Regions from separate parts of the Homo sapiens genome. Here region 2 is linked to region 1. A link is a loop called in an ENCODE intact Hi-C map of the cell type or tissue named here. Cell type or tissue: heart left ventricle. All regions are shown on one strand. Each heading gives the region's core, and the rest is flanking DNA. Links, peaks and the distances in the headings are about the cores only.

Region 1 (15,772 bases), core at 2,758-10,757:
AGAATGGCAGGGAAACAACATTTGAATAGCCAAAAACTGCAAGTGTGAGGTGACTGCACATTGAGAGTGAACTCTGAGCAACAAGCAAGATTAGGATGAATTCCCATGGAGACACATTCGATGAAATTAAACAACAAGAAGAGAAGGAGTAAGTCTCAAAAGCTATCAAAGATAAAAGACAGATTATTTACAAAAGATTAATCATTAAATTGGCAGCAAGAATAGATAGATGCCAGAATAAAATAGTCATATATTTAAAGGACTGAAGGAAAATAACTGTCAAATCACAATTTTGTGTCCAGCTTAAGTTTCACACAATTATGAGGGCAAATTAAGGATATTTTCAGACATGTACCAAAAGAAACATTGAAAGAGGTGCTTCAGCAGGAAGAAATCTGATCCCAGGAGAAAAACGTGAGTTACAAGAAACAAAAGTGAACACAAAATTTGATAGACTATGTCAGTAAATGTAACTGATTTGTAAATAATTAATATATTTGAGTTTTTAAAAAATCCAACAGACTGTTTTCTGGCAATCAGACAAAACTGATTCTAAATCCATACGGAGAAAACAAACACATCTGACCTTTGTTGTCTGGTAATGATGTGCTATTTCCACCAACCTTCCACCCGAAAACAACTAAAAATGCTAAATAAAATATTTTTAAAATCCTCATCTGATCATGAGGAATTACCCTGCAAATGTTGGAGGAGAAACAGAAACCCAGAATGGTATGTGGAGTATGAAGGCTACATTTGCCCAAAGGCTATCTGTGGATCCTAACAATTGTGAATTTTCATTTTGAAGCTGAAGAGGACAAAGGGAAAAGAAAGGAAGCCCTGGGTCTGAACAAGGTGGAGGCTAAGAAGAGAGTTATATTCTCAGGAGAGGGCTCATCCTCCCTGAGATGAGCAGCCCAGGTTTATGTTACCTGAGAAATCCCAGAGGACCTGAAGCCAACAACATGGTGTAAGGTGCTCCTGGGCCAGTGGTATTTCCAGGTGCCTAGAAGAAGCAAATGAACATCTTTTTTGCAGAAAACCTTCATCTCAGATCCCAGGGAAAACCCCTTAACTAATAGTTTAATGATAGTGACGAACACACAGTCAAAGATAACCAGGAACACAAGGAAATAAGGCACCATGAATGAGAACAACAGAAATAACAGACCTGTTAGTCTGCTGAAAAAAGCAGACACCACGATGGGGTTAAATGAGAAAGAGATTTATTACGGGAAACACCTAATACTTCTCGAATGCAGGAAATGAAGGAAAATGGGCATAAGCCAGAGAAGATGGGGAGAGCCATCAGACTGTGACGCAGGTGAAGGAGAAAGGGAAGGAAGGAGCGGGGGATAGAAGAGTCTTACCCTGCAGGTACAGTTCTAAAAGAGCTTGTCAAGGCCGATGGGAAACCCTGAGCCAAAGGTGCCCATCAGAGGAGTTTTGTGTTTCCCAGGGATAGACCCAGCTTAGCATCCCTGCCCTGCTTGGGCATTAGCTGGGAGCAGCTGAGGCCGTCGGTCAGTTATACTCCCTGAAACTGGAGACCTGAGAGAAGTATCTCCCAGCCACCACCCCTTGTACTGTCCTGCACTTCTCCATATGGGTTCAGGGAGGAGTTCCTCTTTGGTTATTGTGGGAATTTATTCTTAACAAGCGGAAACCTAAAAGAGGAGTGTCAGGGGAATGACGCCTCTATCACTGCAGCTGATTTCAGGGCTGCAGCTGTTACACCTCTCCCCAGTTGGGATTCGCCTCATCTTCAGCAATGATCTCAGCAGCTCTTGATGGCTCACCTGGTGGTGTGAACCAACTCTTCATTCCTGAGAGGTGTGAGCCCTTGATGATCACACTCTCCTAAGGCTGGGCTTGTTGCATGTGTCCATTCACAATTACAGCAGGGCAAGGGCGTACCAGGATGCACCCCAGCGGATCATGTGGGTTCCATTCATTCTGCTCCACTGCAGGAGACAGGGCCCCTTTGTAAGTTACCACTGAGCCTCCTACAGTTAACCATGAATAATGTGTTAAGGGTCCCAGTTTCTCATTATCTCTCTGCACGGCATCAATACAACGTAGCAGTAACTAGCCACTCTGCTGTCTTGGTAGGCATGGCTTCCTGCCCCCACCTCCAAATCTTTTGAATGCCTGCGTCTCTACCACGGCCCTTTCACTGGGACATTTTTTCACATCATTACTGGTGAAATCTCTAGTAATTAAGCCTCACTTTGTGCCAGGGACTATTCACACCCCACCTACCAACCAGGATAGCATCGTCTTTGCCCACCTGGCAGTGTGTGAAGCAACCTCAAATCCCCATTTATCATCTGTTTTCTTCAATTATTCCTTGTACCCTTTATGTTGGTCCAGGTTCTACAAGAGGCAGACACCAAGACAGAATTAGACATGCAAGAATTTATTAGGGGAATGCCTGTCCCGGAAAGTGGGTAGGCAGCCAAGGGAATTGTGGAATAGTGGAGAGTTATATTACACTGCCGTTGTGGTCCCTGTGCAGCAGAGAGGGAACAAGGAAGGCCAGGAGGAAGAATCTTGAGCTGCAATGCAGTTCTAAGGAAGTTCAGTAAGACTGATGGTGAGTCCTTGAGCCAAAACACCTATCAGAAGAATCCCACGTCTCCCAGAAACAGGCTTTGGGCACAGTGGCTCACACCTGTAATCCCAGCACTTTGGGAGGCTCAGGCAGGAAGATCACTTGAGGCTAGGCCTTCTAGACCAGCCTGGGCAACACAGCAAGCCACCATCTTTACAAAAAAAAAAATCGTGTTTTAATTAGCTGGTATATTAGTCTGTTCTTGCAGTGCTATAAAGAACTACCTGAGACTGGGTAATTTATAAAGAAAAGAAGTTCGATTGGCTCATGGTTCCACAGGCTGTACAGGAAGCATGGCTGGGGAGGCTTCAGGAGATACACGATCATGGTGGAAGGTGAAGGGGAAGGAGGCATGTCCCACATGGCTGCAGTGGGACAAAGAAAGTGAAGGGGGAGGTGCTACACACTTTTAGACAAACAGATCTCACTCACTATCACACTATCACGAGATCATCAAGGGGAAAATCTGCCCCCATGATGCAATCACCTCCCACCAGGCCCTTCCTCCAACACTGGGGATTACATTTGACATGAGATTTGAGCAGGGACACAAATCCAAACCATATCAGCTGGGCATGGTGTCATGCACCTGTAGTTACAGCTACTTGGGAGGCTGAGGGAGGAGGTTGAGACTGCAGTGATCTATGATCACACCACTGCATTCCAGCCTGGGCAAAAATAAACAAAAACAAACAAAGAAACAAAAGAAACAGGCCTTCCTCAGAGTCCTTGCTGTGCCCAGCCACCTGTTTTTACGTATTAAGAAATAAAAGACTACCTTGAAAAATATCTCTGGGAGCCAGGCCCTGTGGTTCATGCCTGTAATCCCAGCACTTAGGAGGCTGAGGGGAGAGGATTGCTTGAGGCCAGAAGTTTGAGACCAGCCTGGGCAACATAATGAGACTCTGTCTTCACACACACACACACACACACACACACAAACATAAATAAAATTAGCCAGGTACAGTGGCATGTGCCTATAGTCCAAGCTACTTGGGAAGCTGAGGTGGGAGGATTGCTTGAGCTCAGGAGGTCGAGGATGCAGTAAACTATGATCTCACCACTGCCTTCCAGCCTGGGCAGCAGAGCAAGACCCTATCTCAAAAAAGAAAAAGAAAAGAAAAGAAAAGAAAAGAAAATGTCTTTGGGGAATCAGGAACTATAAAATTACCCTAACAAACAAATAGAACTCCAAAAAGCAAACAACCCTATAACTAAAATTAATTACTCAAATATAGTTTAACAGCAGGCTAGACAGAGCTAAAGAGAAAATTGGTGAACTGGATGTTGGTCAGAAGAAATTATGTAGAATGTAGCACAGAGGACAAAAAATATAGAAAAGAGGTTAAAAAACATTGATGATAAAATAAGAAGGTCTAATATACATTTAATAAGTGTCCTAAAAAGAGAGGAGAAAAAATAACTAAAAGACAATATTTGAAATGATAATAACTAATAACTTACAAGAAAGACAAATCCACAGATTTAAGAAACTTATCAAATCCTAAGCAGGGGAGAAAATCTACAACTAGATACATGCAGTGGAACTAAAACAAAACAAAACAAACAAAAACATGAAACAATACAATTATTTTAAAGGTGCAAAGACAAATTTTCAAAGCAGCCAGAGGGGGAAAAAACTAATTACCTTAGAGGGAGTTAAAACAGTCAGACTGTGTGAGACCTAATTCTTTAACAGCCACAGTGGAAACCGGAAGACAAAGAATGAGATTTTCAATGTGCTAAGAGAAAATAATTGTCAATTTGAAATTATTTCAGGAAGGAAACAAAGAAAGACATTTTCAGACAAAGAAGACAAAGAGTTTACGACCAGGAGAAGCTTGCTAAAGGGAATTCTAAGGGGCATATTTTAAAAAAAGAAAAATGATCCCATATGGAGAGCCAGAAATGATGAAGGAATGAAGAACACAGGAAGCTCTAAATGTGTTGATAAATCTAACAAACATTGACTGTATAAAACAAAAATAATGATGTCTTTGGGGATTAAAAAATAAATGATAGAAATGTAATTAGTTTAATCTCTATGGAGGGAAATTTAGCATTACTGTACTTATCAAAATTACAAATGTACATATCCTTTGATTTAGCAATTCCACAAAGAATTGTAGGAATTTATTTGAAGGTTGAGTATTTCTTATTGTAATTAGTCTTCACATTGTTTTGACTGCAGGCAAGGATATTTCAGATATGTGAGCGCTTACTGGAACCAACGAAATTCTTAAGTTGTATAATTCTTCCAAATTCTTTGATAATTCCTGGTTCAATCTGTGTTTACCCCCACTAAATTTATGACTACTTCTGTTTCTAAATGCTTTACAATTGAATCACAATTAAATGTAATGAGAAGATCATATTTAAAACTCCATGATTAATTATTCTATAAAATAACACTTTTTTTCTATTATAAAGAAAATAGCCTCTAATTTATCTGTTTTTCAAGTGCAGAAAATCGTCATGTTGAAGTGGACTGCATTGCAAAAGCTTTTAAGCTGCTCGTGTGAACTCTGAATAAATTTTCCCTAAAAACCATTTTATTAAAAATGATTGTATTCACAAATAATCTTAAGAAAGTTGGTTTAACCCACAATGAGTTGAAATGGTCCACACTTGTGATGAAAAATAGTAAAAAGCAACATTTGTTATTTCCAGAAAATTGAAAATGGATAAGAACAAGAATCAATCTTTTTGTTCAATGTCGGTGCCTCAGGAAAAGTGGGTAAAAGCAATGTAGACACACAATCAGATGAGAAGACGACAAGAGCCTTCTGTAGAACTCTGGGCCCTTTTTGAGGCCTTTACGAGTTTATGGAGAAATCATGAAATGTATTATTTTCCTTTTCCTTTTCCTTGGAAAAAAATATCTAAGACCATAACACGTTTGCTTTAAAGTTGTGATTAGTGTCACTACTGCTGCACAAACAGAACTCGAGAAAGAAGAAGAGAAATCATCTTTTTTTTATTATTATTTTTTATTTTTTTTTGCGAGACAGAGTCTGGCTCTGCCGCCAGGCTGCAGTACAGTGGTGCGAGATCTTTGCTCACTGTAGCCTCCACCTTCCGGGTTCAAGCAATTCTCCTGCCTCAGCCTCCTGGGTAGCTGACATTACAGGCATGCGCCACCACGCCCAGCTAATTTTTGTATTTTTAGTAGAGATGGGGTTTCACCATGTTGGCCAGGCTGGTCTCGATTTCTTGACCTCGTGATCCGCCCGCCTTGGCCTCCCAAAGTGCTGGGATTACAGACGTGAGCACTGCGCCCGGCGAGAAATTATCATTTCTAAGGAAGCCAAACGGGTTAAGAGAGGCAAGGAGGAAGAGGAGGGTTTAAGAGAATATGAGTGCCAACAAAGCAACTGCATGAGACTAAATAAACTGAATTATAAATGGAAAAACACAAAGGAAAAGTAGCTAGAGACAGGTCTGTCCCCTGGGTAAGGATCACAATGCCTGGCCTTCGTGAAAGCTCAATGAAGATTTATTGAACAGAGCAGAACTGAACTGCCCCCGAGAAAATCGTTTGAGGGTAGATGTTAGTTACCCATGTGGACCACCAGGTGGCAGCATGATCTCGTGACCCCTCAATTGTCCCAGGTAAAACCCGGATGGGAAAGAAGCCCATCTACCACCAGGAGATTTTTGTGGATAGATGTTCATTAGTCAAATGTTCATAATTTGGTAAGAATTTGTATGACTTTTCTCAAATCAGGTGAAGGACGGCTGAAGGAATCTTACTGATGGAATTTGGGTCCCAAACTCCCTACCTATTTTAACCTGAAGTCATTATTCTTCAAAAATTACCCAAAAAACTACATTGCTACATTTCTAACCATTAATATCAAGTTAAAAACACATGGAATGTGTGAGCTAGCAATAATCTAGATGACCGACATTCAGATAGAACTATTGCTACTACATGTTGCCTTTTGCTTTTTATAGCTGTGAATTGACCTATTTCCCAAAAATACAATTAGTCCAAGCTTTATTATTTCAGGCTTATTCATACATGAATATTCCTCTGAGCATTACTAAAATAAAAACCAAGTAAAACAGATTAAAAACTATATTTAATGGTCCCCAAAGAAACCCTTAAAAAAAATCTTCTCTCTGCCCATACTGAAGAATGATACCAAAATAGTTTGAAAGTTTAAAGCAAATAATTAGAAAGTAAAACAAAATGTTCTTAGGCTATGTTGATGGAGATCTGGCTAAACCCTTGAGAAGACAGGAAACGTAACTGAGAAATACGCTGTTCTCCTTTATCTAAGTGTGATTAACTACAATGCTTGCTCTGCAAGGTCGGGATCACTTTTCATGAATTCTTTCTCCGAGTGCGTCTTGCAGGGTCAGGCCCTCCCCTCCTGAACTCCATGGTTGACAATGGATCCACTGGTACAGTTCTGCTTCTCTCCTGGATGTGGAAAACCCCAAAATTGCACTCCTCACCCAGATCTCTTTTCCACCTACGCTCAGCACTCTGTTTACTGAACATTTGCAATGGTGAACCTGAGGGTCTGGAAGCCCCCAGGAAGAAAAGTAAAGTGAGATTCCATTTCATTGCCATTACTGCTAAGGGTTATTCACGCAAGAATTCCAACAATTTACATAAGGATCATTAGCCTCACTGGAAATGCATTTCATTGCAACAGACCTGAGTCTTACATTCTTGACATTTTCCAAGGAGTGGCACTGGGCATTGGCCATCAGAAATGGCCATGGTGATTATGCAGTTTTAGAAATATGCCTAAGATACATGAGGGATGCATTCCCCCAAACCATTATCCTCAGCCCTACAGAGTGATCTGGATAAGATGTGCTGAAGCTCCATGGAGTTTAAAGTAGTATTTATTGGCCGGGGACAGTGGCTTATGTTGAGGTGGGAGGACTGCTTGAGCCCCGGAGCTCAAGGTTGCAGTGAGCTATGATTGCCCCATTGCCCACTGCACTCCAGCCCGGGGGGACATAATGAGAACCCGTCTCAAAAAAAAAAAAAAAAGCACTTACTAAAAAATCTGAATTCCCCTTTGTTTCATTCACTGTATAGGGTCTACTTTGAAGGGAAGTGTTGTAATCTACAGAAGGCAAGGGTGACCTATTAATATTTGCAGAAGATAAATGATTACTCTGATTACTATTTGTAGGATCACCAATTTACACTGATTCTGCACTAGTCTGATACGGCAGCAGTCAGTGTAAAGTGTACTAGGTGATTTTGTGGAAGCCACAATTTGTGCAAAATATATCCTCTCAAGCTGAAAAGGATGTTTAAAAGATCATGGAAATCACGAATGCCAGTGGGAGTAATTTGGGGCTTTATTTGTTAAATTAGGCAACAAAATATCAGTAAGATATTTCAAGAGGAAAATATTATTTGTAATTTAGGGGAAAAAATCCCTGAAAAATGGAGATCTGAAACCCAAGGTAGGGAAAATCATTAGGAAGAAATTGAAAAATATTAGGCAAGAGATGAATCCTGGGTCTGTGTAGCGGGGAATGGGGAAAGAGTGAAAAGTAAAGGAAACTTCGGGAAGTGAGTTATAGGGCTTAGGGGAAAGAGGGTGATAAGAGAAGGAAACAATGGTTGATTTCATAGCAGGGGTCACTAAGGCAATGATAAAGGCATTAAGGGAGGGAGGAGAAGCAGGAGGAAAAATCTGGATGAAAAGACAATGAGCTTGGTGGGGGGTATATTAGCAAGATATCCTCATGATGTCTAGCAGGCATTTGGAAAGTCTGTGTGGATTTCAGGGGAGTAAAACTAGAGCTATAGATTTGGGACTCCTGGGCATAAAGGTGGCAGTTGGATCTATGAAAATGGGCCATCAGTTCATCCTCACGGGGAAATATAGAAAGAAAAAGTGTTGAGGAAGAGCCTGGGGAATTTTACACTCTGGGGACAGAAAGTGGCGAAGGAAGCTGTGAGATGGAGATGAGGGGCATCTAGAGGGATGGGGGAATCAGAAAGGTTCAAGGGCAGAGAACCCCAGGTTGGAGCCAGTTGCAAGGACAGAGCTTGTGACTGGACAGCATATTCATTTGCTAGGGCTGCCAAAGCAAAGTACCAAGATATTAGCACCACAGGCGGGGGGGCTTACAGAACAGAAATCTATCCTCTCACAACTCTGGAGGCTAACAGTCCAAGATCAAGGTGTCAGCAGGGTCAGTTTCTTCTGAGGGCCTCTCTCCTTGGCTTGTAGGTGACCATCTTCTCCCTATATTTTCATGTGGCCTTTCTTCTGTGTGTCTGTGTCCTGATCTCTTCTTGTAAGGACATCAATCATACTGGATTAGGGCCCACCCACATGACTTCATTTGACCTTAATTACCTCTTTTTTTTTTTTCAGAGTCTGGCTCTGTTGCCCAGGCTGGAGTGCAGTAGCATGATCTCAGCTCACTGCAACCTCCACCCCCCAGGTTCAAGCAATTCTCCTGTCTCAGGCTCCCGAGTAGCCAGGATTACAGGTGCCTGCCACCATGCCCGGCTAATTTTTGTGTTTTTAGTAGAGATGGGATTTTACCATGTTGGTTAGGCTGGTCTTGAACTCCTGACCTCAGGAGATCCGCCCGCCTCAGCCTACCAAAGTGCTGGGATTACAGGCATGAGCCATGGCGCCTGGACAGTTTGACCTTAAAGGCCCTAAATTCAAAAACACAGTCACTTTCTGAGGTACTGGAGAGTAGGCTTTCAACATATGAATTTGTAGGGGGAGACACAGTTCAGCCCATACCAGGCTGTTAGATCTGGAAGTTCCCCACTGGCCAACTGAGGGATACGCATTATAATGGCAACGGTGAGCCTGTCCTCAGCACATGCTACCTGCTGGGTTCCGTGGAGAGTGCTTCACATGTATTAGCCCGTTTAACATTCACAAGCACCCTATGAAGTAGGTACTATTATCATCAGCACGTCTTTTTCCAGAGGAGGAAACAGAGGCACCAAGAGACACTTTGCCCAAAGTCACAAAGATAATAAGTGGCAGAACCCACGAGCTCGGCTTCTACACAGTGAATTTCATCAGCGATTTGTAGCTTGCTCCACCCTCAACAGATACCTGAGAAGTAATGATGTTGCTGAATTACTCAAAGGAACAGATGCATTTCCCATCAGCTGTCACTGACTGCAGCCTCTCTCTAAGGTATAAGGTGAATTCCGCAGGTAGATGTGACAGCTTGAAGAGAAAGGAAAATAAACAATAACTAATAGGTGGTTAAAGTGTCTCAGATTTAAAAAGCAAAGAGAGCAACCCTATTATGACTTCAAATATGTGTGTTTATTTAAGTTGTGTTTCTTACATTTGGGGTTGTGATTCTGGAAAGTACTGTAAAATGCAATGAGAAGGCCAGGTGCAGTGGTTCACCCCTGTAATCCCAACACTTTGGGAGGCCAAGGCAGGAGGATCGCTTGAGCCCAGGAGCTTGAGACCAGCCTGGGCAACATAGCCAGACCATGTTTTGTAAAAATACAAAAATTAGCTAGGTGTGGTGGCTCGCACCTGTAGTCCCAGCTACTGTGGTGGTGGAGGCTGGAGGATCCCTTGAGCACAGGAGTTCAAGGCTGCAGTGAGCTGTGATCGTGCCACTGTACTCCTGGGTGACAGAGTGAGGCCCTGTCTCAAAAGAAAGAAAAAACAATGCAATGAGAAAATATTTAACAATGCATTTATACACTGAAAGCCTTTTTTGTTTGTTTTTGTTTTGATTTGTTTTTTGGAGACGGAGTCTCTGTCACCCAGGCTGGAGTGCAGTGGCACTACCTCAGCTCACTACAACCTCTGCCTCCCAGATTCAAGTGATTCTCCTGCCTTAGCCTCCTGAGCACCTGGGATTACAGGCGCACACCACCACACCTGGCTAATTTTTGTATTTTTAGTAGAGACGGGGTTTCACCATGTTGGCCAGGCTGGTCTCGAACTCTTGACCTCAGGTGATCCACCTGCCTCGGCCTCCCAAAGTGCTGGGATTACAGGCGTGAGCCACCATGCCCGGCCCACTGAAAGGTTTTTTGATTTGCAATATGTAAAAGCATCTGTTAAATTCTAGATTTTCTATCGTTTTGGCTTTATTGGTTTTTAACCAGAGATGACTTTTTGAACTATTTTAACTTCAGGTTAGCCTTTAACATGAGAAAAGTGAGGAGAAAGAAACACACACAGGTACACACAGAGATGCATGCACGCACACACACACACACACACCTTCAAACATGGATACACGGAAATGAAGTGAGAGGAAAAGAAATAAAAATCAGGTTACTAAAATTAAAATTCAAACAGGACCCTCTGGTGAGAATTCCTGCGAGAAGGTAGGTAGCCTGTCACTTTTATCTAAGAGAGAAGAATTCCCAGGACAATGGCACAAAAGCTGGGAAATGGCTCTAAAATGTCTCTATCTTCACTTCTTAAATCCCTCTCCAGCGTAACTGCATGGCGCAGGAAGCCACAAAAGCCTGAAAGAAACTGCCTGAGGGTGAGTGGGGCTCTTCCGAAAAGACTGAGTGAGGGCCCCCCTCTTGGGCTAGGCCGGCGTACCCCTGCACCCGACCCCTGCAGTACCTGCAGATGGGTGTTGCTGCCGCCTTCGCTCTCCCAGCTTTGAACCACTCGTCTCTGCGTCACTTCCCGTTGGGAGCATCTGATTGGCTGAGTCCAGTTCAGAAGCACATTGGGAGCCTCTGATTTGCTGGGCTAAGTCACTTACTACCTGCATCCCCTTTCTAGTCCTCTAGCTGGAGACATTCCCCGCCTTCCACCAAGGCTCCTGCGCCAGGCGGTACCCAAACTTAGGAAAAGGGTTGAGATGTTACCGGAAAAAGGAAGTTCATTACACATTTTAAGCATGTATTTTCAGAGACACTGAAACATCTGAAGGCACAAGATTTCTAAATTAGAAACTTTAAAAGTTTCCATTTATTTGGTAAGGTCAAACTACTTAAAAACATCCTTTTTTTTTTTTTTCTTTTTGAGACAGAGTCTCGCTCTGTCGCCCAGGCTGGAGTGCAGTGGCACGATGTCGGCTCACTGCAAGCTCCGCCTCCCGTGTTCACGCCATTCTCCTGCCTCAGCCTCCCGAGTAGCTGGAACCACAGGCGCCCGCCACCACGCCCAACTAACTTTTTTGTATTTTTAGTAGAGACGGGGTTTCACCATGTTAGCCAGGATGGTCTCGATCTCCTGACCTTGTGATCCGCCCGCCTCGGCCTCCCAAAGTGCTGGGATTACAGGCGTGAGCCACCATGCCCAGCCTCTTGTCTTCTTTTTTTGAGTCTGAGTCTCACTCTGTCACCCAAGCTGGAGTATAATGCTGCAATCTCCACCCACTGCAACCTTCGCCTCCTGGGTTCAAGCAGCTCTCCTGCCTCAGCCTCCTGAGTAGCTGGGATTACAGGTGCGTGCCACCATGCCCAGCTAATTTTTGTGTTTTTAGTAGAGACGGGGTTTCACCATGTTAGCCAGGCTGGTCTCGAACTCCTGACCTCAGGTGATCTGCCCACCTCGGCCTCCCAAAGTGCTGGGATTACAGGCATGAGCCACCGCGCCCGGCCAAAAGCATACTTTTTTTTTTTGGCCATGAAAATGCAAATTTCATGTTGGGGAAGGAGATAAACAGAAAGAGATGGCAAAGACAGACAAGACTGTTAGAGGGCAGAAGATGGAGAAGCAGCAGGAGCCAGGAAAGTGAACTAATTCTGACTGTCACCTGATGTCAGACACATTGTCTCAGTGCTCACTGCGATTCTGTGAGGTGGGCGCTTTTGCTCCTATGCAACGCATAAGAAGATGGGAACGCAAAGTAAAATGACTGTGAGGGTCACCCACTAGTAAGCAGTGCAGCCAGGAATCCCGCAAGATCTGTCTGACCCCAAAGCCCAGGCTTTTTCCCTAGGCTACTATAGTTTCGCCTAGTGCTCCTAAGAAAAGTTGTGGGGCACACATACACTAGAAGAAATACAACCAGAAGAGAAATGAGAAAAGGGAATACAACACACACATTTATACATATCTCCAAATTTATGCCTGGGGATATTGCTGTCTCCGTGTCATTCAAAGAAAAAGAAGTGAGAAGGGAGAGAATTCTGTAGATTCTGGAATAATAGTTCAGCTCTCTAGCTGCATCTTTCCATGTACCAGGGTTGTGGGATTCAGGGTTCCACCCATTCCTATTCTTCATAGTTCAACAGCTCTTTATACCTGCACGTGAAGGGTCCTGGTTCTGGACACTTGCAGAGACATTCAGGCAGGGGAGTTACTGATTCCCAATGAAGCCAGGGTAGCAAAGACATTCACACCCCAGGAACCCTTAAATGGAAACAAAAGCTCAACTAGGCTGACAGGTAGGAGGCTGCATCACCCCTTTGCAGCTTTGTAAGAAGAGTCTTCCAGCTTGCACCTTGGACTTTTCAAAACAGTCCAAGAATGTCCTCTGCCAAAAGGAAAAGACCCTGTTGTATCTCTACCATATCTCTTGTCAACACTTTTTTTTTTTATTGAGCAACCAGAGCAAAACGCTGAAGTGAACTTTGTAGCTGTTTCACTAAAAAATCAAACACTGGCCAAATTGTTTAAAAGCTAACAGTGATCAGATGGCTATGCCTTTTAACTGCATGTTTGCAAACACACATGTATATTGTCTTGTGTATACTGGCCTACAAAATCATTTTAGTTGGACAATCTTTCTACGGTTCAGTATGAATCAATATTAGTGCTGTGGTACATTTGTGTGCCTTCATTGAGTTGAACAGAAATCCACCAAGAGGTTTGGTTAATATGTGGCTCTAGTGTGTATGTCTCAGTCAAGAACATCTGAATGTGTGACTTCTCTAGGCATCGAGCCCAAATTAATTGTGGTGCTCACTCTCTCATATTTATTTTAAGTGTTTATAAATTATTATTCTGCTATTCATAATATAGACTTTAATGGGTCTGTATATAAGAATGAAAAAGCATACAGCTATGCAAATCATAATCACAATGGGAGAAAAATGGTCTTTTCATGCCTGTTAAAATTTAAGAGCCAAAACAGGAGAATTTTCTGGCCTTTATGGCTGGTCAGAGTCCATCTGTTTCATCTGCTATTTGGCTGTCTGAACGGTTGGATTTTATTTCCTCTACATCATACTGAACTTTTAAGAACAAACAAAAGACTTTTATCTGAGGATAGTACACAGATGTGTTGTGTTACATACTTAAATAGGCATTTATATGCACCTCGTTTTTATATCTGAAATAATTCGGTGAATGTTTCTTTTTTATCTTTTTTAGCATTTAATCCATGACTCTCACCAGTTCAACTAACATACTACAAAATGTCTTACGCAAAACAGCCACTCAAGAATGTTGGATGTTTAAAAGACATTGTTAGTCCAAATAAACTAGGAAAGCAAGCAAAATTATTTAGAATCAGTACTAGTAAAAGATTTTTATGTGTGTTAAAATTTTTTTCATTACTCTTATTTGTACCAAAAAGTGTAATTTCATGAGGTTTGATTATATAATACAATAAAAGTTATTATTACTAAGTATACTCTATTTCAGAATAGTCTATATGACATATATTTCTTAGCATTCATAGATTACTAGCCGCTGTTGCATAAATTGAATTTTTTTTTTTTGAGACGGAGTCTCGCTCTGTTGCCCAGGCTGGAGTATAGTGGCGCGATCTTGACTCACTGCAACCTCTGCCTTCTGGGTTCACACCATTCTCCTGCCTCAGCCTCCCAAGGAGCTAGGACTATAGGCGCCCAGCACCACTCCTGGCTAATTTTTTGTATTTTTAGTAGAGACGGGGTTTCATTGTGTTAGCCAGGATGGTCTCAATCTCTTGACCTTGTGATCAGCCCGTCTCGGCCTCCCAAAGTGCTGGGATTACAAGTGTGAGCCACCACACGCCTGGCCACATAAATTGAATTAAATCAAATTCCTATTAAGTTGGAATCATAGATCTGGAAGAAATCTCAAGACAGCAAATGATGCAGCCTCCTCCCCTAGTAGTAGACCAACTTACCTGCTATAAAAAATAATGATTGCCTTTGCACATTTCAAGATATTGCCAGGGCCAGGTGAGGTGACTCACACCTGTAATTACAGAGCTTTGGGAGGCTGAGGTGGGAGATCATTTGAGGTCAGGAATTTGAGGCAACGGTAAGCTATGATCGTGCCACTGCACTCCAGTCTAAGGGACAGAGTGAGAGCCTGTCTCAACAACAACAACAAAACAAAAACAAAAAACAACAATATCTTTAGAAAGGGGTATTTCACATCATTTGATTTCTTGTTCCAGTACGATATTTGATCTTACAGAAAAGCAGTTGTTGCTGGCTGGGCACAGTGGCTCACTCCTGTAATCCCAGCACTTGGCCCAGGAGTTTGAGACCAGCCTAAGCAACATAGGGAGACCCCGTCTCTACAAAAAAACTCAAAAATTAGCTGGGTGTGGTGGCACATGCCTGTAGGCCTAGCTACTCAAGAGGCTGAGGTGGAAGGATCGCTTGAGCCCAGGAGGTTGAGAGTTGAGGCTGCAGTCACCTGAGATCACACCACTGCACTTTAGCCTGAGCACCAGAGCAAGACCCTGTCTCAAAAAAAAAAAAAAAAAAAAAGCCGCTCACAGTGGCTCACACCTGTAATCCCAACACTTTGGGAGGCAGGTGGCCAAAATGGTGAAACCCTGTATCTACTAAAAATACAAAAATTAGCCCAGCATGGTGGTGCACGCATGTAATCCCAGCTACTCTGGAGGCTGAGGCAGGAGAATTGCTTGAACCTGGGAGGCGGAGGTTGCAGTGAGCCGAGATTGTGCCACTGCACTCCAGCCTGGGTGACAGAGCGAGAGTCTGTCTCAAAAAAAAAAAAAAGCATTTGTCTTAGCTCTATCTAAGCTATTTTTCTGTTTTTAATTCTTTACTTTGGAATATTCTGGACTTACAGAAAAGTTGTAGGATGAACCATTCACATGCATACTTTCTCCAGTCTTCCCTAATGCTAAAATCTTACAAATCTATGGTACATTTGTCAAAGTAAGAAATTAACACTAGCACATTACTGTTTACTAAATTCCACACTGTATTTGGATTTCATCAATATCTTGTTCTGTTTTAGCATCCAATCCAAAAAGCATTTAGTCATCATATCTCCTTAGTCTGCT
Region 2 (15,772 bases), core at 5,083-13,082, 180 kb after region 1:
AATAATGTTTCTAGTCTCTATGCCAGGTATATTTTATGAGATCCCAAGTGCTTCTCAAGTCCAGCCCTGTTGTAAGAACCTCAGCTGGTTGCAGAGCTCCCCGATAAACCAGGCAGAACTAGAATGACATAAATGCATTATTTAGTAATTGTTTATCAGCATAAAGCAGGGCTTCGTGGTGGGGGTGGGGAGAGAAAACAGAGTTTGAAGAGTGCCGTAACGTGTTTAGCCATATGTTCCACATTTTTAAGGCACATGAAATTATAACTCGCGTCACCATTTGGGATTAAAGGTTAGCCAAACTTGCTGTCTTTGTTATATTGATGTAACAATGCTGTATTGTTTCAAAGCAGTTTGCTTGCAAGCAATTTTTATAGGAATCTAAGGCATGTTTAAGAATCTGTCAATAACATTCCACAAGAAAACAATAGACATTTGTTGTAGAAATTCAGGCATTCTCTTGGAATGATTCTAATCCCTTGAACCGAGAGCAGAAAGATATGATATCTAACATCAGAGACCTCTCCTGTTTATCTTAACTATAGACAAAATAAAGCTGTTCTTATTCAAATGTTAACCACCATACTACTAAAACACTGAATGATCAACAATCAAACCCAGCAGCCAGACTTTTTAAGAAACCACATTCTTGATACTATAAAGGGACTTATATTTGTGGCATGACAGAAAATATATTTCAGGAAAAGATTTAAATAGAATCTGATTGTAGGCTTTGTAACTTTTATTTACAATAGAATGGAATATATTTGTTGAATCTGGAATTATAATGTAATTTAAACTTGAGCTTTCATTTTACTTGGTACAATAGTTTTATACTGGGTAGACAAATGTGGCATTGTTCTCTACGTTATTCATTTCAGTTTGTGGTCCCAAATTTGACTTCGGCCTAAGCAGCAGTGTAGTATATGTGTAAATGGATACCAGGAAGATGCCTGTTTCCATTTGCTGCCTCCAGTGTGCATTCAGAATTGGAAAACAGGCTAGTGATGAAACAGCAAGTCACAGGCATATACAGATTCTGTGAAAATTTGGTTCTCAAGGTATACACTTTCCAGAGAAGGAATGCAAGTGAACATATTTTATCTTTCAAAAGAGACTAATATATTGAGTGAAAATTAGTTATAGGGCACACTCAAGTCAAGAACTTCCAAAAGAAATTTTAAGAAAAAAAACAGCTTTTCTCATATTAAGAACAAAAAGCATGATACTTTAAGTCAGCAAATGATGCTCATACTTCGGTTTATTTTATGACAAGTTAGGGTCAAAAGAGAAAAGGTGGGAAATGAAAAGTGGAGGAGAAAAACAAGAAACAGTGAAATAAAGGAAAAAGGCAGCACTTAAAGTAGAGAAGTTCAAAGGAGGCAAAAGAAAAAGAGCAGAAACGTTCCATGGTGAAAGCTGAGCTGTGTTCTTCACATTTAGCATTCTGTTGAGCAGTGGATAGCCAAGAAATTTTCATGTATTCAAAGCTCTCTGAAATTTAAATTAGCAGTCTTGAACCAGTCCTGCTTTTATTTTTTAAACGTTAAGGTTTTTTTCTGAAAACAGCTTACCTGCTTTTATTTTCAAATGATAAAGTTTATGTTCATTTCTGAATCAAAGATTTGTTTTATCATTAAATTCTGAAGACTTTACACAAACAGGAAGAAATTACTTGAGTTTTAGAAATTCACTTTGACACAATTTCAGATATCCCTATTACTACCTATTTTATGAAACCCCACATTTTAGTTTTTATTTTTAGTTAAAAAGTGCTACATTTGAAAATGCCAAAATGCTATATTTGGAAATATCATTTGTTTTATTTAGTAAGCCATTTCCTCAGCCAAGTTGGTGGATATAATACTTCAGGGAGTCAGAAATTCCATTGATAAATCTCTTCCCAAATAAGTAGAATTAGCTGATATTCAAAGTACTTCACTAGTCCCATCAGATATTCTAAATGTGGTAGTCATAAGAGCCCCAGTTCTGAATCTGTCATTTTAGGATAGTTCCCCTACTAGCTAAGTGTCTGTGCAATTTGGGGTATAAATTTGCATTAAGTTTCTCCCTTGCCTTCTTCATTTGGAAGAAATGTGACTAGGGGATCTTTAGGGGCCCTCCCCATTCTAAACACTGTGTGTGTGTGTGTGTGTGTGTGTGTGTGTGTGTGTGTGTGTGTGTGTGTGTGCATGTGTTTAATCTGTGACTTGATTGGTTGTACTTTATTATCAGATGATCTTATGATCAAGTTTATTTTATTTTCTTAGGTTCTTGAAGTCTTTAATTGCTTGTTCAGCAGCATAAGATAGTTACTAAAACAGTGCTTGGGGAAATACATTATCTATAAACCGCTCTTGTTTGAGTGGACTTTGTTTGGAAGAGTGATTAAGATGGCATTGCTTTATTTTTTTTCAGATTATACCTTTCACATTGAAAATAAGTATTAATTATTAAATGTTTTAAACCAAACGAGCTCAGAGCCTGTTTTCCCCGATTCAGTAGGTACTATTTCTCTGGAGACTCTGGATAAAACCAAAAATATGTCTAAGAACGTGTATAGAGTTGTTGGGTGGGGCAGAGGCATAGCCATATGTCCCACAAGGAGAACTCGTGCAGTATTCATAATGAATCCCAGATAGCACAGGCAGCTGGGGAGGACCAGGAGAGTGATCATGAAGAGTACATGAAACTATTTTTTTAAAAGAATTAGGTAATTCGATTAGGCCCTTCGAACACAAAGAATTAGGTTACGTGAAATCCTCTAGCCTAAGGTGACGATGTAAACTGCAAGGACACTTGGTAAGCAGCTCTGCAGGGATAATAAATTAGCTCATTGAAGAGCTGTTTATTCAATATGAGTTGAGAAATGACTACTGCCCTTCTGCCGTTTTCCTAAGTTTGAACTCATCCAGCAAGTCAAGCAATTTTATCTTGACTCATAACTTTCATAAAAGCAGAATAAATATTATATATATATATATAGAGAGAGAGAGAGAAATAAAAACTAACCACACAATCCAAACATTGTAGGATACTCACTAGTATAAATAATAATTTACTTATTAACCATTTATTAAAGGCCTCCCAAGCTGCAGGCCCTGTGCCAGGTTTTGCACAGACATTACAGCAAAACATTATGTAAATCAGGTGGCAGTTTACTTGCCTCTGTGTTCTTCAGCTAAAGCATTTGCCCACGTCTTTTACCTTTCTTGGGTGAAGATCAGGATCAGCACTTGATAAGGTTTGGGTTCAGCCAGCAGTGGGATCATTCAAACAGATTGAAGGCAAAAAGACATGCGTTTGTTTGAGCCCAAAAGTGATTAGAAATGGACTGGGTTTGAAGTGAGGGATGGGAGAAATCTTAGCCGCCTGTGATTAAAAGAGAAAGGAGGGGCTGAGACGTGCGGATCACGAGGTCAGGAGTTCAAGCCTGGCCAACATGGTGAAACCCCGTCTTTACCAAAAATACAAAAATTAGCCGGGCATCGTGGCGGGTGCCTGTAATCCCAGCTACTTGGGAGGCTGAGGCAGGAGAATTACTTGAACCCAGGAGGCGTAGTTTGCAGTGAGCTGAGATCACGCCACTGCACTCCAGCCTGGGCGACAGAACAAGACTCCATCTAAAAAAAAAAAAAAAAAAAAAAAAGAGAGAGAAAGGAGGAGAAACTGCCTGAAAAGATGATTGCTGGTATATGACAGTCAGCAGTGAAATAATCATCCAACTGAGACAATTCCAAACCACTTCCTACTCTCTGTTTAACTTATATGCTATCATTCTTTGATATTTTTTCTTTCTTTTTCTCTTTTCACAGAATTGATAAAAAAATGTCTGGAGGCCAGAGCGGGTATGAACTCAGTGAAGCCAAAGCCATTCTAACAGAACTAAAATCTATCAGAAAGGCAATTAGCTCAGGAGAAAAAGAAAAACAAGATCTGATGCAGGTACATTATAAAACATTTTGTTAAGCCAAACTTCTACCTTCTGAGGCCCCCAGAAACTCTTACTGGGGCAGAAGTGCTCCCTCAGAGTCTGGATGACCCTTCTACCTCTGCCACATTTGTGCAGAATGGGCCCTGTGGAGATTGTTGCAGGCACAAAGGTAGCCTGCTGCCTTGGAGGAGAGCAGAGTGATTCCAACTGACTGGTATGCTTCGTTGTAAGCAGCCTTTGGATGGCCTTTGAGATAGTGGGTGGTGGGGCCTGGAGCTCATGTGAGGAGATTAACATCTTGGTGCACCCTGAAACTCACTGAAAACTTCATATGAGTCCCCAGTAAGCAGAATTCTCAGCCCAGGATACACAAGGGATATATCATTTGCCATCAGTAAGTAGAAGGCTTGCCTTTTGGGGATGAGGCTATGTGAGGAGCTTAGAAAAGTTTTCCGACCCAGTTGATTCTGGGGTGCCAGCTAAGGGTGGGGCGGGGAGTGCTGACCCAGCTGGGGGATGCCTATACAGTTACCCTAGCAAAGCTGCCAATGGCCATAGATCCCCTTACTAAACCTGTTCACTTCTCAGCCTGTGGGTCTTAACTCCCAGTGATCCAGCATCATGTGTAGAAAACACAAAATAGCCGTTAAGTGATCAGTATTCTCAGTATCTATACTATCAAATACAGTCAAGTTTTTTTTTAAGGGTGTCTCTCTTCCTCTCCTTCCCTCCATCCCAAACACTAAGAATTCTTATTTCGTATATTTGGAGTTCTTACTTAGCTGAGGGATAATTTAGTCCGCATCTATGGGAAAATGTTAGAGTCACTGATGATGTTTACATTCTCAATAGAACATCTACATTTAAATACCATATTTAACTACTTGATGTTGGTTTTCAAAATATTAGTTGAATATAGATAAATATTCTTGGATCCATATAATTTTGCATTACTTGCAAGAAGAATATAAAATAATATAGAAAAGACAAAATAATAATAGCATGTAATTGTAAATACTGACTTTGTGCCAGACATTCTTCTAACTGCCTTGCATATAAATAATTCCCTTGATCCTCACAACAGCCACTAAAGGTAGGCACTGTTATTATTCTCAGCTTACAGACGAGGAAATTTCAGCACAGAAAAATTAAAGTTTCTTAAAGTCATACAGCTGGTAAGTAGCAAGACTATGGTTCAAACCCAGGCAGTCTGGGTTAACGTGGTTTTAACATACATATAACACATGCAAGACTTTACTTGTGTGTATTTTGGTTTTGTTCCACAATTGTCTTGCTGATTAAGTCAGTCATTCCAGAAATGCATGTAGTAGGTCCTTTAAAAAAAAAAGTTAATAGAACTGGAGCAAATCTACATTGGAACCTTCTAATTCAACAATTTTAGGTCATCTTTCATTCTTCCTATAAACTTTGGATTCATCTGCAGGCCTGATTAAATTAAAAGATTAGATCCCTTTTCAGTTACTAAATTACATTAATTAGTAGATGCAGAGATTGACAATAGAGTTAGAAGAAACTTTAGATATCTTCTGTGACTTTCAAACCTCTTTGACCACAGTAAGAAATAGATTTTACATCAAAACCCAGTAACACACAATTGTGTGTACCTATAGATACACAGGTGTGCATGCACGCGCACACACACACATACACACTCCAAATGAATTTCACAGAAATATGCCTACTCTTAAACTGGTGATGTACTCTGATTTTATTTTCTAGTATCTTCTATTTCATTTAAAAAAATACTAGTAACAACCTACTAAATTGATAGAATGCATTGCCATCACAGATGAGTTTGAAGAACACTGACTTTTTTTCACTGTATAGATGGAAAAATAGAAAAGACTTGCACAAGGTCACTAAAAGGTTTTTTTGTTCTTTTCTATATTATTTGATGTGACCATTTAAGTTTTATCCTCATATATATATACTATATATACTATTTATACTATATATACACTATACTATATATATACTATATATACTATATATATACTGTATATACTATATATGCTCTATATACTATATACTATATATATGCTATATATGCTATATATACTATATATACTATATACTATATATACTATATATACTATATACTATATATACTATATATTATATGTACTATATTCTATATACTATATATACTATATGTACTATATATACTATATACTACATATATACTATATATACTACATAATATATATATAATATATATACTATATATATATTATATATATAGTATATAGTATATATATCCCTTTGAGAGAAAATAGAGAAAGTTAGGTAAAAAATTTCAGATCTCTGATATTTCTAATTCCTCCTAATCATGAAAATTTTAAATATCAGGATTAAATACAGGCTCTTTTGTTGATAATAATGGTTTCTTATCATTTTATTAGGATTACCCTAGGGTTTCCTTTTTATTGTTTTAAGTAATTCAGATTAGTCTTTCCTTTTCAATACTTTCACTTGTTCATATCCTCCCTCTAAAGTAAACACAGTTTATTAAACCTGAGTGCCCACAGCAGGCACATTTGCTTTTGATTATTCTCTTTACCAAGCCAAACATGTCACCACAGGCAGTGCCATGCAGTAGACACACAGATGGGCTTGTTCCATGCCTGTGCCACTCATTAGCAACTTCTGAGCCTCAGTTTCCTAATCCCTAACATTGATGTGAGCTAAATAATCTCTTGGGTCCTGTCCAGATGTACAATGGCTTAATTGAAGAAGTCTTCAAAGTAGGAAGTTCTTTTACTGTATCTAAAATGAGAGATTATGTTATAGATATTCTGTTTCCACAATTTCAGCTGCATGAAGTGAGTGGGTTCCTATTGAAATAGAGATAACTTCTTAATGAAATTTTTAGAAATAAGACATGCATGTATTTTAAAGATACCGTTCATAGGAAAATGCTGTTTTGAGATAGATAAGACAACTGGTTTAATATGATCTCGCTTCCAAAGTCACATGTATGGAGGTGCAAAATTATATCCTGCTGTTATTTTTTCAATTATATAAAATGGTAAGTACCTACTAAAATAAAGTTGTTTTTTTCCATTGAGATTAGCTCTTTCCTTTTAATTTCACCTGGTAGGGAAGGTTTGCTGTCTTACTTGTTAAGCTTTATGAAACACTTTGTGTTTTCTGAACAGAGTCTTGCTAAGCTGCAGGAGCGGTTTCATTTGGATCAGAACATTGGCAGATCTGAGCCAGATTTGAGATGTAGTCCTGTGAACTCTCATTTATGTCTCTCCAGACAGACCCTTGATGCTGGGTCACAAACAAGCATTTCCGGAGATGTAAGTTATCTGTGCTGAAGAGTTGGCCCAGTGTTGTCCTTGATGGGCCTTAATTGCAATATGGATGGTGAACTGGAACCAGAAGTATATGTGACTTGGATTCTGGCTGTGTGCATTCAGTGTTCCATTTTCGTAAGATTAGTTTTAAAAATCATAGCCTTATCTTTTCTATCTAGGTGCCAAGTATGTCAGGATTTGTCCATATGAGTAGCTTTGTTCAAACTTTCTCATGCTATATTCCTTTAGAGACACGCTGAAAGGCTAGAGGCATATGAGAATTTAACTTTTTCCTATTACGTTTAGAGTCTTGGAAATGTAGGTCCTTTCAAATAAACATTAGGCCAATGAGAAACAGAAAAACATGCCTTTTAAGACTAATAAGAAAACTTGTTTTTGTAAATCTTAATTGATTATATTAAAATGTTTAATTTGTGATTTATATCTGCCATTTAAATATTTAATGTGGCTTGGCTATTGTTAACTATTTTACCTTCTCCATTTTGGGATGCCATTAGCAGGTATTTACTTCTCAATACATTCCCATTTCTTTTCATATTCTTTTATGCTGCTTTGAAATATGTGCTGTGAAAGTAAAACAGGTAGAGATCAACAGTAGGGCTTACCTGTTTGAAAATTAATTTTTGAACTTATTTAGTTTATATTTTGTACAGTTGAAAGCTAAATGCTAGAAATTAGGCTCATAAAGGCAAAAAAATTAGTTCCAGTTCATAAATTTTATTGACCTGTACACCCTTCATAAACTCTGAGATACCAGACACATTTACCTTGGTATTTACAGTATCAGGATATTTTTTATCTTGAATTTAACGTGTAGAGAAAATAATGTTAGAGTCTTTGAAAAACAGATGAGCTTGAATTGAAAGAAATGTTTTGCCCCTACTGAGACAATAAAATAAGTGTCTTTTAAAATTGGTGTTTCCCGATTTCAGTACCATCTTCTTTAACTTTTCAATTACACATACTTCCCAGAAACAAAAGCAATTTACTTCATTCATTAGCAGAGTTAATTGACTTTTTTCCTTTTTCTTTTTCCACTAGATTGGAGTAAGAAGTAGATCAAATTTAGCTGAAAAGGTCAGGCTAAGCCTACAGTATGAAGAAGCCAAAAGAAGGTAATGACAGAGAAGCTGTTTTGTGCATGGCTCAAACATTTTCTTTTCCAGAATTAATCTTTACTCCTGTGGTGACATCTGCTGGGCACTCCCCATACATTCTTACCAAGGCCACCCTTCGGTTTTAGCATGTCAGGGCTGCTTCCTCTCTGGTCTACCTTTTCTTCCCCCCGCCCTCCACCCCCCAACCACCAAAAGCTAAAGAACAGGGAGAATTAGTGAGAAGTATACAAATGAACTTGCCCCCTTCTCCTCTGAGAAAAAAGAAGCTTTGAGTTGGTACAATACTTAACTCTCAATTAAAAGTGAGAAGATTGGTTGCTTTGATGGAAATATGATACAGTGGTTCAGGTATAGGACTAAATAGCTGTTGAGGAGTTCTAAGGCAAATAAGTATTGATTTATTTGCCTTTGATTTGAAGGGAAGTCTTACTGCTAATGTCCTTGAAGGTGCTGAGGTGGCAGTTCCAGTCGACTTAGGTTAGGGAAAAGGAAGAGAGATTCTCATTTCTCTCTTTTACCTCATAAACTCTTCTTAATCCCTGTGCTATCTTTTACTTACTTTGTGATTCTGCTGGAGTGAGACATAAGAAACTTCCGTCTCAACAACAACAACAAAAAAGAGATTTCACTATCCGTATCTAGTAGATAGACTCAAATACTTTTCATAATATAGAACTCCTTATTATGAGGGAAAGGATTATACTGATACATTTGATTTCATTATTTTCCTCATAAGAGCTTTAAAATGCCATTGGGTTATTATTTAGGAGGACATTGGGAGAAACTGCATTATCGTCCTGCAAGAAACAGGAATTTATCATGTTTCTCCCCATGACCATGAAAAGCTCAGCTGAGAACCAGATATTGAAGTATATTCCTTATTATTGGTGATGATGATAACTTAAAAGCAATTGGCCGTAGTCCTTAGAGGTTATCAGGCTTTAACAAAGTAAAATAAATACAATATTCACCTCTATGTAACCTGTATTCTTAATATTACTTGGTTCCTCACTTCCTGAAAGAAACCTAAGCTTCATTCCACAAATTATTAACCATGTGAGCTTGAACAAGTCACTTAGGCGATCTGAACAGCAATTTACTCAGCTAATTTTAATGCCTTTAAATTTTCTCTGGGAGATTCTAAATTTCTTCAGGTTAGGGAAAAATGTTTAGGCTTTATTATCTCCTTCTCAGTGCCCAGATTAGTGCCTTCCCTTCAATAAGTATTGAGGATCAACTTCTGGTTTTGTGGCCCGGCAATGTGCCAGCTTTCGGTAGATAGTGCCTGTGGTCCCCTTGTTGTGTGTCCACCTGGGCAGGGCTGTGGACAAAGCCATGAATTTGGTCTGCTTTTCTGAAAGAGAATGGCCATTACTCAGAAGCAGTCTTGGAGAACTGGGCCTTAAGCCCCTGCATTCTTTCGGGCTTGACTCTTGCTTCCCATGGATCAGCTTCAACTTTCACCCTCCTTTGACTTCTAAGTGAATTTTATCTGGAGCTCACATCACATTTCTCTTCCTAGGTGCTTCTAAAACTCTTCTTCATATTCTGCTCCCCAAATTTGGAACACTCCTTCTAAAATAAAATTTAAGACCTGCCTAATGTCTGATGACACAAATAATAAACGGGCGCCTCTTTTTCCTGTATTATGTTATTGTTCCTGGTTCAGTTGGTTAATTCAGTCACATCAAAACTTCAGACATTGGTTCTTTCCCACTTGGTTGCATTGGCGTGCCATTTGGGGTTTTGTTTTAAAGTTACTAGTGATGCTGATGAGAAAGTAAATCTCAAGCGCTTATGCATATGTTGAAAATGCTTTTTCCTCCTCAATTCTGATTAAGTAAAGAGGCAGGTTGTGTTTCTCTGAAATCTGTTTTCTCCTCCAGCCCTTATTTTATGTGCTTAATGAAGCTAATAATATCATGCTTATTTCGCATTTTGATGATTAATTTTCTAGTATGTTGAGACAGTTGTTTATGATTTTGTGGTTAAAGCTGAAGAATAGCTGATGTTACTTAAATCTATCATAAGTGCAGATGGGGGGAGAAAATCAGAAGTACACTGCATACACCGTGCCACTCTAACATGCAATTTTATTTTTAATTAGAACAAGAAACTTATGGCACAAAGGTATAGATCTACTTCCATCTTTGCTCTTGATTATGTTTTTCATTCACCTTTTCTCTTCCCTTCTACAAGTTCTCCCATGAAAATGGGAAAGTATTTCTTTTCTGTTTTTCGTATTTTGGTGTGTACTGTTAACAATATCCAAAGTAATCATCCAACGTTTTTCTGTAGAAACATAGATTCCTTGTGCAGACATCAGTGGAGTTCATAGTTCACTGAGATCTTGTCGTTATGGTCGAAAGAACCATGTGCCGCTTACCTTATGAACAGTCCTCATTGTCTTTACAGTGCCACGTAGCAAGTTATTTGACTCAGGTGGTTAGGACATTCGTACTGAGTCGGGGGTAATGTTAACTCTACCATGTGTTACGAAGCTCTAGACATAAGAGAAATCTGGGGTCAGGCAAAATTATGGAAACAGTGAGGTTTGCCTTTGGTGCATTTTCCTCCTCCTTCTCCTGTCCCTGTCCACATCACTTCAGCACCTGTTGTCACTCCAGTGGTGTCATGCCAGCTGCCTGTACTAGTGAAGGTCCACCGTATGCTGCCTGCAAATAGCTGTGTACAGAGCAACCACAGGGCTAGCACAATAATGTATAAAGTGTCAGTGCAATGACTGCTCAGTAAATGGCTTGTACACCAGTCGGGGCACTGATGGGGAGGAGACTCACATGCAGCTTAAGGAGAATGTGAACGGGAGAAGGCCAAGCCCTGCCCCTTCTCTTTGGCAATGGGGGAGCCTTGATGGATCAACCCCTGACTCCCTCCCAGGGTCTTGCTCTGTCACCCAGGCAGGAGTGCAGTGGCGCAGTTATGGCTCACTGTGGCCTCAAACTCCTGGGCTCAAGTGATCTCACCTTAGCCTCCCAAGGAGCAGGGACCACAGGCACACACATCACCACACCTGGCTAATTTTTAAAATCTTTAAAATATTTTTGGTAGAGACAGGGTCTCGCTATGTTGCCCAGGCTGGTCTCGAACTCATGGCCTCACATGATCGTGCTGCTTGTCCTCCCAAAGTGTCAGATTACAGGCATGAGCCACTGCACCTGGCCCAACTGCTTTCATACCAGTTGGCCACACCACTGCTCTCTTTGCTGCTCTCTCCTTCCCTGACTTACTAATGCCCTAGTCTCTGTCCAGCCTGCCCTGGGGTTCCCATTTTACTAGCGGACAGCATCTAAAACACATTGGAATAAAATGTATAGTGATGGCATCTCAGACATCATTCACCTCAGTTTTTTTAAAGGGAACCCCCCAGGCATCTTTCCTGTCACCTACACAGGCAGTCACACGTCAGAGCTGGCCTCTCGTGGCGCCCAGAGCACTCAGCTTTTGAAGCCTCTGTGTACTTGGCCTTCACCCTTTTGTCAGGTAGCTGGGTATGCTCACTCACATTTTAAAGATGGGGGAAAGAAGTGGGTGACAGCTGAGTGCAGAGACAGGCCCAGAGACTGGTGTGCAAGGCTGCTGCTCCCACTCCGGCCTCTCACCAGTAGACCACACCTCTTTCTGGTAAGGTCAAGTTAGGAAAATCTGGACAGCATGTCAACACCAAATTTGGCTTAGGCTGTGTTTACCTTTCTCAGGAGTTTTAAGTATGTGCATACCTCTTCTATCTTTTTTTTTTTAGTATGGCCAACTTAAAAATTGAACTGTCAAAATTGGACAGTGAGGCCTGGCCTGGGGCACTGGATATTGAGAAGGAAAAACTGATGCTGATTAATGAAAAAGAAGAACTTTTGAAAGAGCTTCAGTTCGTCACCCCACAGAAACGTACCCAAGATGAATTAGAACGCCTAGAAGCTGAAAGGCAGCGGCTGGAAGAAGAGTTGCTGTCTGTGAGGGGAACACCAAGCAGAGCTCTGGCCGAGAGGTTTGTTTTCCTTCTGGAAATAGGGCAGCTTAACTCTTGTGGGGGTGTCTTAACTGGATACTATTTTCCCTGGGTTTGGAAATCTCAATTGCATCTGTTCTTAGTGGACTGAGAAACAGCACAAATGGACTTTCTGTAGAACAATAAAGTGCACCATCCTAATGCCCGACAGGATAAGTTCTGTGTTTTAGGAACGTGCAAAACCTGTGACAGATGTTGAATAACTAAGGAATGCTGACATAAAACCAGGAATGTACATCATTGATGAAGTCTGATAACAATAGCTATAAACTATTGCACTCCGATAAGAAAAATTATCTAGACTGTTAGAGCAACTGAAGCTTCCTATTCTGGGTTTTATTACTCACAGGAATGCAAAAGTTTATTGCTAGTCATTTCACGAGGAAAAGACAGCTTCCTCCCTGTGATACCCTAACAGGTCACAACGTACTCACTTGCATTTTGTTTGTCAGTTGCATCCCTCCCGTGAAACAGGTGAAACTGTAAAGGAAAATACTCTAGGCAATTTTCCCATCTTTCTCTGGGAAGGTGTGAGTTGATTATTCCATCTAAAAAAATCCAGTTCTGCAAAACAGATCAGCTGGAATGTTAAGTGAAGGGACCTCTGTGTGTCAGTTTGACATGAACGCATCTGCATAAGAGCCTGGGTCCAGGCCTTGATGGCAGAATGGGTTGGATACCTGTTTCAGGACAGACCAGAGAGCCGTTGAGAACGACCGCATGTACATCCTTTAGGCCAGCCAGTAAACAGCAGTGCCTGTTTCAGGGTGATGGGAAAGAAATTCACATTGATATAATTTCAAGTGACCTGGAAGTAAGTTTAAAACACCCAGCCATAATCCAGTTGCTTCAAAAAAAAAAATTGTGGCGTCTTGCCTTCTAATTCCTTGTCCTCAATAAATGTTAGGGTTGCATGGCTACATAATATCAAAACATTTGAAAAGCAGGGGGAGGGAGAGAGGAAGACGTCTCTGACATTCCCAGGTAGGTGTTAGCATGGGGACTCACCCACCCCAACGTTAACCGTTTTAGGAGAGTTGACTTCTGTGGGTTAAAATGTTGATCAAGGTAACACGCAGCCTCAGTGTCATAGCTGTAGGGAACATGAAAACGTATCAAAAGGAAAAGCCTCTGAACTATAATCTTCTGCCCTCTTAATAATTCTCATCTTTGCCTCCATTTCCCCTTCTTTTCTTCCCTTCTTGTTCTGGCTTTTCTGTCTAATTTTGCTGACCAAACGGTCAGCCTGAGGGAAGTGTCAGCCAGGCTGGCAAAGCAAGGCCCCATCTGACAAAGACCAAAAGGAACAAAAAGAGTAAGAAGGCAAGGGAGAATTAATTTGTTTTTGTTGTTGTTGTTGCTGTTGTTTTTCTGAATTACCCTGATGTGTCTAAATTTGTATACCTAAAGTTTCTAGCTACGGATAGTCATCAGTAGCTATGATGAAATGGGTAGCTTTTATGTGGCCCATGTATAAAACAGCAATGATGTTTCATACTACTACATAGCATTTACATATTATAAAATTTTATATAATCATACGTGTCTAATGTGCCACGTCCATCTCAGCTGTTCTACTTTGTAGTAGGTGAATCTAGGAAGGACTTACAAACAGATTTGTTCTGGCAGAGAAAGAAGACATATTTGTTTGTCTTAGTTTTTATTGAGGTGGCGTCTTGCTTGCCTTTTTTATTAGGAGTAGAGCTTCCAAAAAATGACTCATGATATAACATTAAAGATAGCAATTTGTTCCTGAGAACCTAAACTTTGACTTTTTCCTAAGTACCTAAACTTTATACTTTTGTTTGCACACACATAGTAACTCAAAATTCCAGTGAAATAGGAGGCTTTTTTTCCTTTTTTTTTTTTTTAACGAACAGCCCAAACCTCACCAGAGACAGTAGGCTTGAACTCATTAGGAAGAGGAGCTATAAGATATTTATTTTAAAAATTATTTATTTAGTGAGATCCAGCCACTGGGTTTGTGTCATCTGGGGAGTAAGTGGTGTGGATATGATACCTCCATGGCCCTGTCTCCCATGATTGGATGTTAGCAGGAAGGGAAACATGTATTTTATATATGTAGTATGTTGACTTTCTGAGTTACCTGGAAGAGCCAGGTCATTTAGTATTCCAAATAAGTGGATACTAGTTTCCTTATCAGTGTCTATGGCCAAAGGCAAATCCTCATACTTACATTGCCATCAAAGGTTGAAGGACTCAGACATTCTTGCTTGATCAGCTTAAAGCTTTCTAACTCCTATCCTGGGATGCTCAAAGTGACTCAGTAGTTCACATGTCCAGAAGAGCAGAACCTGCTGCCATTGGGAACACTGAATCCTTTCTTTCCCAAGTAGATACAACCTCGTCTGGCTTTGGGTTTTGCTGTTGCTATTATGGTTTTGCTTTCTATTCCCCCATGCTCTGGCATTTTTTCTTATGGCTTCACCCTTTCGTGTCTTCCTCCTGTGTGTGTGGGTTTCTGCTCTGCTCATTGCTGCTGTTGCACTGACGCCGGGAGTTTAAGAGGGAAGAGAACGCCCTTGCCAGCAGTGTCTCCTCAGTGTCAAAGCAGGGCTGGCTGGAGCTTCTTTTGGGAAGTAGGATTTGCTGTGTGAAACTCAGTTTCATCATAGAACAGATTGTGTGCCACCAACCCCAAATCCTTCCTTTTCTTCTTGGTACCTACATGACTGTCAAAGCTACCTGCCGTATTCCCCAACATATTCCTGTTTTCCACTTATATTTGGGGTTCCCATTATTTCAGGGGTGACCTCTGGCAAGATTCCGAGTCATTGCTGAACGTTGGTGTCTGAAGGAGCTAGATGCACATGAATTTTCAGTCTCTGAGTGTGATCCTACAGCCCCCCCCCCCCCCCCCCCGGCTCTGTTCCTGCCCCCACAGGGCTGCAGTGTCGCCCACTGGGCCTGATGGCAGCGACTGTGCTCGCCACCTGGTGGTGGGAAAGAGGTGCTCATGGTGAAGCATTGCCAGGCCTAAAGAGAAATTGCTCGCAAATGAAAAAAACCATGCAGGGAAGGTGTTTCTATGCATCTTTCGTATTCTTCCCATGCAGTTATTGAAATTCCTTAAACTCTGTGCTTTCCTATAGCTGGTAAGATCTTAACATTGCTCCTTGTTTTATCACAAGTGTTGGGGGTTTGCCTTGTAATTGCCAAGACGTCTTAATTGTTTCTTAATTATTTGAATGTTTTTGCCACTGCTTCTGAAAAATTTTTTAAAGCAAATAGGTGGGGGCATGAGTGTCACTTAGTTTTGAGTGGAAAAGGGACTTCCTGCTTCTATAGATGACATGAAATTTTCCCTAGGTGCAGAATTCTGAGTTCAGGA

What was found. A loop is a pair of places that touch in the nucleus more often than their neighbours do. Peaks named below come from ENCODE experiments on the same cell type or tissue, not always from the same donor. Only the 100,000 strongest peaks of a DNase experiment are listed, where the experiment ranks them.
Region 2: it touches region 1 in a loop (5-fold over the local background); 68 of 110 quality-filtered maps call a loop at or near these places.

The regions. Positions count from the first base shown.
Region 1 is chr4:183,067,552-183,083,323 of GRCh38, forward strand. It overlaps LOC105377578 (a long non-coding RNA gene), which reads right to left. Exons shown (of 3, transcript XR_001741938.2): 2 at 9,685-9,801. Among named protein-coding and RNA genes, the nearest start is that of WWC2-AS2, 24 kb to the right of the region's middle. In heart left ventricle, for the core only: a CTCF peak has its summit at 6,198 (motif pointing right); a DNase peak (open chromatin) is centred at 6,180.
Region 2 is chr4:183,241,601-183,257,372 of GRCh38, forward strand. WWC2 (WW and C2 domain containing 2) reads left to right here. Exons shown (of 23, transcript NM_024949.6): 6 at 3,816-3,945; 7 at 7,114-7,260; 8 at 8,320-8,393; 9 at 12,157-12,399. Among named protein-coding and RNA genes, the nearest start is that of WWC2-AS1, 8.9 kb to the left of the region's middle. RefSeq lists a silencer at 15,298-15,357. In heart left ventricle, for the core only: a CTCF peak has its summit at 8,465 (motif pointing left); no DNase peak of the experiment used is centred there.